2 separate regions of the Homo sapiens genome follow, and region 2 is linked to region 1. Evidence: chromatin contacts called from ENCODE Hi-C or POLR2A ChIA-PET data. All regions are on one chromosome and are shown on one strand. The core of a region is the stretch at or near the end of the contact, and the rest is flanking DNA. Distances in the headings are between cores, read along the strand shown.

What was found. A loop is a pair of places that touch in the nucleus more often than their neighbours do. ChIA-PET counts read pairs that join two places held with the same protein, here RNA polymerase II (POLR2A). Pooled maps may share reads with other maps.
Region 2: a map of CD4-positive, alpha-beta T cell shows a loop between it and region 1 (2.3-fold over the local background). The contact joins two enhancer-like sites. A Hi-C loop is called at or near these places in 5 of 168 maps with a recorded cell type or tissue (CD4-positive, alpha-beta T cell, CD8-positive, alpha-beta T cell and naive thymus-derived CD4-positive, alpha-beta T cell) and 10 of 50 pooled maps. POLR2A ChIA-PET finds 5 or more read pairs at or near these places in 10 of 52 experiments (A549, CD4-positive, alpha-beta T cell, CD4-positive, alpha-beta memory T cell and 7 more).

What each region holds. Positions count from the first base shown.
Region 1 is chr14:97,618,362-97,622,521 of GRCh38, reverse strand. No RefSeq gene overlaps it. Among named protein-coding and RNA genes, the nearest start is that of LINC02291, 66 kb to the left of the region's middle. Within about 2 kb of position 1,866, at least 3 of the 41 ENCODE cell types and tissues checked have a DNase peak (open chromatin) inside an H3K27ac peak, as active enhancers do; they include CD4-positive, alpha-beta T cell and CD8-positive, alpha-beta T cell, where a contact is called at or near this core.
Region 2 is chr14:97,721,915-97,726,074 of GRCh38, reverse strand. The region is part of intron 2 of LOC105370651 (a long non-coding RNA gene); the gene reads right to left. Among named protein-coding and RNA genes, the nearest start is that of LINC02291, 37 kb to the right of the region's middle. Within about 2 kb of position 2,033, at least 3 of the 41 ENCODE cell types and tissues checked have a DNase peak (open chromatin) inside an H3K27ac peak, as active enhancers do; they include CD4-positive, alpha-beta T cell and CD8-positive, alpha-beta T cell, where a contact is called at or near this core.

The DNA.
Region 1 (4,160 bases), core at 617-3,116:
CTAAGAATACTTCACCAAGAATGCATGATGGATCTCATTAGTTCTCATGCTTTGATTTTCTTGAACTTCCATGGGAGTCCCTGATTGGGGTCCAAAGAGGACTCATGATAGCTTTCTAATCTGGGTGGAAAATAGGATTGGGGTAACAAGAAAGAAGAAAGATGATGAAGTCTCTGGGGCAAGCTTTACATGGAATCAGGATTTTAAGTCAATGTAACCCTAAAATATTTTTTTCAGTTTATTTATCCTCTTATTTTTCAAGATTGGGAAGCAATTTCAAGGACAAGGGACTTGCCCAAAATGATGAGGCTGGTCAGTGGCAGCTGGGGTTGTCCATTTATTCATGCATTTGCTTGAACTCAGAGGTCCCCAGATGACACTCCCTCACTGGGTGTCATGCTGTCTTCCAATGGGCCACTGTCATGTCCTTTAAAATGCTGGTACCTTGTCATTCCTTCTTCATAGAATGACCTTTCTTTTGTTTTTTTTGTTTTTTTTTTTTTTTTTTTACATGCTTTATTCTCTTTGGTCATTGCTAAAATGTCACCTCTACAGAGACATCTTCACTGACCATATTTTCTGTAGTAGATCTTCTCCTCACTTTCTCTCCCTGTGTTACATTTCTCTACATCACCTTTCAACTTGTCTGTTACTTGTTGCTTTAAACTTGTTTGTTACTCATTGTCTCCATCTCATATTGGCATGTAAGCTCCACTGCAGGCAGGATCTTTATATAAAGCAGGGATTCAATTAATATTTGACCAATGAAGGTTGGAGGTTTGGATGGGTGGATAGATGGCTTCATGTTGTGGAGTCACAAGAATTGCAAGAGCCAATTCGACTTATGAAAGGCCCTTAAAAATACAGTCTTTTATTTAGTTTTGTTTGATTTACTTTTGTTTCCCCATAAAAATTCTGCAAATCAGAAACTTAAAAAAAATTATCTGTGTCTAGGAGGGTAGCTTGAGGTCTCCAGCCATGTATCTTGCCAAGTGTCTCCAAGATGCTGCCCCTTCCAGGCCTTGAGGATTTGCTCTGGCCTCTGTGTATGGGCAGGGGAATATGACTTCGCTCGTAATAGCAAGGGCTAGTGAATGTGATCTGGAGCCAGGAATAAAATTCGTAGTAAGACTCTGGAACAAGAATAGTGAGCATGAGGTGAGAGGAATGCTCCTCAAAAAGCCTGTGGTGTGGCAGGTTTTGCAGAAAGAGAGAATGAAAGACAACAGGGGATGGCTAGCCAATGAGATGGCACAGGCTTCATCTCTTCTCTGTTTTGGCTAAAATCCTCATATCTATATACTGACATGTAAATCACCATAAAATGTTGGAGAGTCTTCTTTTGTGGCAAAATAATTGCAGCAGATATCAGAAGACCTATATTCTGATCCCACGTCTGCCTTGAGAAGTCATGCCTACTTTCTGTGCCTCAATTTCCTTATCTGTAAAATGGCCTTATTTCTAAAATCCTTGCCCCATCTGAGTCAGAAGGTTGGGGAGCTGATGAGCTAATTTTCTAATTACTTTGCTTAGTTGTGAAGTCGTACACAAATGAGCAGTCTCACTTATCCATCATAAAATCTTACTAAATGGTGTCTTGCTTTGTTTGGTTCAGAAAGAAATGTTTATCCTGATCGTGCATTCTGAGAGTTCACAGGAATTTTAAATCTAATTTGATTTGTCTGATTTTGACTTTCCCTCGACTTCCTATTTCAAAAGTGAAACTAAAGGAGGATCTATTTCTCTTTGGTTTCAGGTTCTAACAGTGGGGCTTTTTTTTTTTTTTTTTTTTTTTTTTTTTTTTTTTTTTTGCATTCTGATTGCAAGCACTGCCTAACAAAGCCATATTTAAACGCAGGGAAATGTCACTTACATGTTACAAAGCTCACAGAAGCAAGTCTGTCTCTGCTGAATCTTTGAAGATGCTGCTTAATAAAACCGAGAGATCTTTCTGTCCAACAAAACCTCTGTGCATATTTTTGATGAAAGGGGTAAAAAGGGAAAAAAGAGCAAGGTGATCACAACAATGGTTTTTCATTACAGTTAGATACCTCCAAGGTTTAGCGTGGCAAAGCCTATCAGAAAAGATTGGGTATTAATTATGAAGGTACACTTCAATTTATCAGCAAAGGATATCAAACAGGCCAAACGCCACAGTCTCTCATATAATTTATCTCTTCCTTGTAGGGAGGCAGATAGCAACGATTTGCAAATTGCCTCCTCTGCAAAAAGAAGGGAGAAAAACATACACACACAACACACAATTAAAAGCAGATAAGCATCAGGCAATGTGTCACATTTTCAGCAGAAAGCCAAAAGTGGAGGTCTTAATCTCTGGGGTTGGTTTGCTGCAAATGCACTCCCTGATACTTCCCTTGACGTGACTATTTAACTCCTATTAAAATTAATAGGGGTCAGGCCTGATCATCAAGGGAGAAAGGGCCTCCTGGCGCAGATAGGCTTCAAGTAATAAGGATTTGGTGATTACTATATTATTTGTCCGTTCATTTTCAGATTATCTTGTAAGTGTGTGCTCCTTGTGCTCTTTGGTCCAATTATGAAGAATAACATGTCGCATAGAATCTATTTTTATTAAAGCAAACTTCTTTTCTTAAGAAGCATATAATTTGAGAGGGCATATTGGCAGGATCCTAATGCAGAGAGCTCAAAACTTTTTCCCCCAAATAAATACTGTCACTTTTTCTAAACTAGGTGTACTTTTATGAATCAACTGGGACCTCTGACCCAAAGATTGGGACAGCATCAATCCATAGAGAAATCCCACTCAAACATGACTTGGGTAATAGGAGAGTGTAATTTTTCTGAAAAAAAAAAAAAAAAAAGTGATCTGAACTTAGAGTCAAATGATAAGCAAAAATCTAAAATATCAGTGCTTAACAAAATTATCTGGACTCAGTTTACTCTTCTGTTAAATGGGGAGAATAAAAACACAGGCCTCAAGATCATTACAAAGACCATGAAGAGTGATGTGAGCTTGTACAAGGTGCACCAGTCACCTAACACCAGACTCTCATCTCTGCACTGAGGTGATTCAGGAAGAACAAAAGAGTCAACATCTATTTGCAATTTTTCTAAGTACTGCAGACTCCGAATCTTGCCAATTAAAGAAATTAGAACAACAACAATAATAAACATAGTAACATCAGCAGCATAATTTTATACAAGAAAGGACATTTTAAAGGCACAGGGACAAAAGCATTTCTTTGAAACAAAGAAAGTTATTGTCATGAAAATCATGCTGCATCTCTTATTTTTCTCATTTCACTGCAGACTGGTGAAAACAACCTCTCAAACCACCTCTGTTCTACAGGTAGGCATTTAGAAGCCTCTGAAATGGACCATCAGGACAGCCACAGATAAGTTCAGTAGCTCACAGAGAAAGTGATGATTAAGCAAGAAGAAGGCAGTTGAGCTTTTTCTTACTTTCTCATCTGCAGATCAAAATGCCATAATATACATACACCTAAACAAGGGTACTTCTGTCTCAATTTTTTGTCAACCTTTACTCTCCTTTTCCACACATGTCATTGGATCAAGCTTGCTACTTTTACTGCTTGAATCATCCTTCATAAATTTTGGTTTGATTAAAGCTTTTTGGTTTCAAAGTCTATTTTGTCAGATATTGATATTGTATTCCAGCTTTCTTTTGGATTGTACTTTTACAGTCTTTTTCAAAAAACTTTTTATCCTAAACATTTCTGTGTCATTTGTATGTGTCCCCCTTATAAATAGATTACAGATGAGAATTGTTTGCTTGTTTGTTTAATTAACTTTTTATTTTAAGATAATTCTAGATTCACAGGAAGTTGTGAGAAATTGTAAAGAGTACCGTCATAACTCTAGTGTGCTATCACAGCCAGGATATTGACAGAGGTGTGGTCAAGACACTGAACACTTCCATTAACATGAGGTTCCCACTGGTTACCCTTTAATAGCCATGTCCACCTCCCTCTGCCCTCACCCGTCCTAAACCCATGGTAACCACTGCTCTCTTCTCCCTTTCTACAATTTTCTTATTTCAAGAATGGTATATAAATGGAATCACGCTGGCCAACATTTTGAGATTGACTCTTCTCTCTCAACATAATTCTTTTGAAATCCATCCTGATCATTGTATAAATCAAATTAGTTCCCTTTTA
Region 2 (4,160 bases), core at 784-3,283, 100 kb before region 1:
GATTTCAATTGATGAAGGAAGAAAGAAAAAAGGAAAACTTCAGTGAAAGTAAAAATGTAGAATGTGCCCTTTGACTGATTGATCTGATCAACAGCAATGTGTCATTTAGAGTTCCTCAGAGAATTATTAGCACTGGCTAGAGTCAGCCTGACCAATCACACACACACACACACACACACAACACACACACACACATGCATACACACACACACACGCTGATGGAAAGCAGTGGGGCTGGAGGGAACACTTACCAAAAGCATAAAGTTAAGCCTTTCCATCAGCAATATCTCCACTGGCTTTTTTATATACTGCCTGCAACTCAAGATTGAAGAACTGGAGATTTTCATTCCTGTTCTTCCTCTTTCAACGGGCAATGTTGAAGCCCATGGGTTTTGGAAGAAATCTGGCTTTATTTCCCAGCTCCTCCAGGTAGCATCTAATCATGCTGGGCAAGAATTCAATTTCTCTGAACTTTAATTTTCATCAGGCAAAGAAAAAGATATAGAAGTAGCAATTGTTTTCCAGGGAAAATGTAAAGATTAAATGGAATGACATACATAAACTGCTTAGTTAGAGCACATAGTGCTCTGACATTTTAGCTGGAAATAATATGCAGCATTTATTGAGTGCATGTATTGTATTTGCCATGCACACTCTTTAAGTGTTTTGCAGTGGTTTTCTTTTGTATTTAAAATTCATGTCGGCCAGGTGCAGTGGCTTACGCCTGTAATCCCAGCACTTCAGGAGGCCGAGGTGGGCAGGTCAGGGGTTCAAGACCAGCCTGGCCAACATGGGGAAACCTCGTCTCTACTAAAAATACAAAAATTAGCTGGGCGTCGTGGTGGGCGCCTGTAATCCCAGCTACTCAGGAGGTTGAGGCAGGAGAATCGCTTGAACCCAGGAGGCGGGGTTGCAGTGAGTCAAGATCGCACCAGTGCACTCCAGCCTGGACAACAGAGCAAGATTCCGTCTCAAAAAAAAAAAATAATAGTTCATGTAATCCTCACAGTATCTATATTGGCAATAAACATTATTGCCATCCACATTTTATAAATAGGGTCACTGAGGCACAGCGAGTGTAACTGCCTTGTTCCAGATTCCACAGTTGGTCCATGACAGAGCTGAGATCAGAACCCAGAGTCCTAACTCTTGACCATTGCAGGCAGTGTCCTTTGCTGCCGCAGTGAATTCAGTAATGCATGCACAGTACTGAGAAGCATTACCTGCCCTTATGCTTTCTAACTTCTTTTCTTCTTCCCACCATTGCAGTGGATCCATCCTGCTGCAAATGGTCATTTTTTTTTCCAGGGCACAATCTAAACATACATCGTTCTCTACTTAGAATCCTAAAGCTCTCCCACGGCCGGCAAAAGGAAACTTAAACTCCTCAGAGTGGCTCACAACCTGACCTCTTGTTCTGCCAGCTTCATTTCCTGTTGCTCTATCTCTGAACTAAACACCCAGTCACTTCAGACTTCTCCCCCAAGCAATGCTGTTTCCTCATGCCTGTGTGCTGGGGTGCCCACCGCCCTCCCGGCTAGAATACTCCTCTCAATTCCCTCTCCTTGGCAAAACTGCACTTTCTACTCTCTTCTGGGCATGCTCCGTCCTGCTGACCTGGTCCTAATCTGTTTACTCTCACACCAGTTCTGTAGGGCAGACGCTGTTGGTTTTCAAACGGGGAAGCCAATTCGGAGAAAATTGTGTTCAAATCATACCGCAGGAAAGTGACTAAGCTAAGATTTAAGTCCACATTTTTTAGTTTCAAGACTCTTTCACCTCCCTTGCACCATCTCCCAAGAAGAACTGGGGGCATTATTTTCTAGCTTCAGCGAGACCTGGGAAGGCTGGTGTTTCTCTTGATGGGGCATAACGTATCTCTGGGAGTGCCTGAAATTCCCTCTGGCTGGTCATCCTCACTCCTGGACTGTGTCTCCTTCCGCCACATTCAATGACCTCTGGGCCCATGGAGTCCAGGACACCCACAGGCAGATGTAGCCACAGCTCGAGGAAGGTCTCTCTGTCTCTCTCCGTCTCTCTGTCTCCCTCTGTCTTGCTGACTAGGAGAGGCACAGGCCAATGTAAGAAGCAAGCCTGGCTTGGGATGCAAAATAAAATGGAATAACGGGGCATGTGCATTTTATCAGAACCAAACAAATTGTGGCTATAAACATTCCGTCGCCAGTGAAATTGCAGCCTTCTTTGAAGATCAGTGTCTGTTTTTTAATGTATCTATATTAAAAAAAAAAAAAAACTGGACCAAATTTCCATTCAACCAGTATGGGGAGGGAGCAGGGGGTGGGAATGGGGACTGAGCCCTGGGAAATGAAACAAGGGAGGGAGAGAAAGGAGACCTTATGTCCTGGATTAGCACATTGATTAAAAGCAAGTTTCTTTCTCTTGAGCAACCCGCCCCCCACAGCCCATCCGCAGCCCCGCAAGCCACTAACCACAATTATTCCACGGGGTCTCTCTTTGCCTTACTTATTTGATATCCTCAGACTCAACTGTTATGGTTCAGACAGTTTGTCTTAGGGGTCCTGGGAGAAGGAGAAAAAAGGCAGCCTCCTAATTGTCTGCAATCGACTGTTGACATCTGCAAAGTACTCTAGCTTCTAACCCTCTCTGTGGATGGTGCATGAGTGCCCCCCACCCACTGCCCACCTCATCCACCTGGGCTTGGCAAGCGGGGCAGCTGCCACCACCATGCACAGCTGGGACTCCTGCCCTGAGCTCTGGCACCCTCCAACACACTGGGGTCACCTTGCTCCCTGTCCATTCCCCAGACCATTTTGTCCGACCTGTGGCTTCAATTACTCTCTGAAAACAGACAATACCCAAAGCCCTGCTTCCAGCTTTGATCAATCTTTGTTGCTCCAGAACCGCATTTGCAACAGTATAACAGACACTCTAGTTACTTCCATTTCTTTCTGGGTAAAATAAAAGAAAAAGACAAATCCCGGACATCTCATTCTAAGTAACTGCTCCTAAAGCAAGAACCTCAACTCTGACATGATTAAATGTAGCCCCACAGCAGAACTCACACATGTCTCCTGGAGCCAAGATCCCTCCTTTGATTTTTCACCCATGCATTCTTCTGTCCTTTTGTTCTTCCAGACATTTCCACTTCTGTATGAGTTTTGAGTAAACACTCGAAACTTAAAATTTCTAAAACTGAACTCTTTCTTGTACAGTCTAGAATTACTTCTATTTATTTATCAGTAATACTCCAAGACTTGATATCTCCAAGTCTTCTCTGATTACGTTCCTCTAATGCAGTACAAATTATAGTCAGCATAACACATAACAATAGCAGTCACCGATGTTTTCTAGTAACACTGTTACTATCACAATTACAGCCCCACTACTTCTTGCCAAGTGTATTCACTCATAGAATGAGTTTTTCTTCCCAGCTTACTTCCAGGAATTCAATGTCACTTTCAATCAGAAAACTAGATGCAGTTAAAATAGAAAATTAGGGGAAAAAAATGAACCCCTTCCCAAAGAAACTGGATGATATGTTTTCTTAAATTTTTATAGATTTGTATTTTTATAAATTGTGCACTTTTCTATAGGTATGCTGAACTTCAATGCAAAGTTTACTTAAAACAAAAATGGAATAAAAATGCCAAGATCCCCCATAAGGCTCTGGGTGCTCCCTCTGTTGGGAACCTCACTTCCCCTGCAATTTCCCCACTATGCCTGGCTCTGATTTCTGGATGTATTGAAGGCCTGGTTCAAATCCTGCCTCCTAAATGTAGCCTTCTCATATTTTCCTCAATCAAGGTTTGTCTCTGCACTATTGAACACCCCTCCCCATCCTAATTGGCTCGATTTATTGTCTTTCCCACAAACGTGGTCTGGTTCTGGCTTCAACAGCACCACAGTCCATCCAGAGCTCCAGCCATAAACCTGGAAGATGCCTGTGATGCCACACTGCTCATATGAAATCAATCACCAGCTCCTATGGCCTTTATATCTCTACATCACTCAAGTCATCTATTTTTCTCCCTTTCTTCAGCTAATATCCTAGTTCAAGCTGCCATCATGTCTGGATTAATGTGAGGTGCTCGCAGTGAGTCTCCCACACACCGTGGCCCTCTTTCAATCAATTCTCCACATGGCAGCAAGGTGATATTGTTAAAATGGATGTTCCCTGA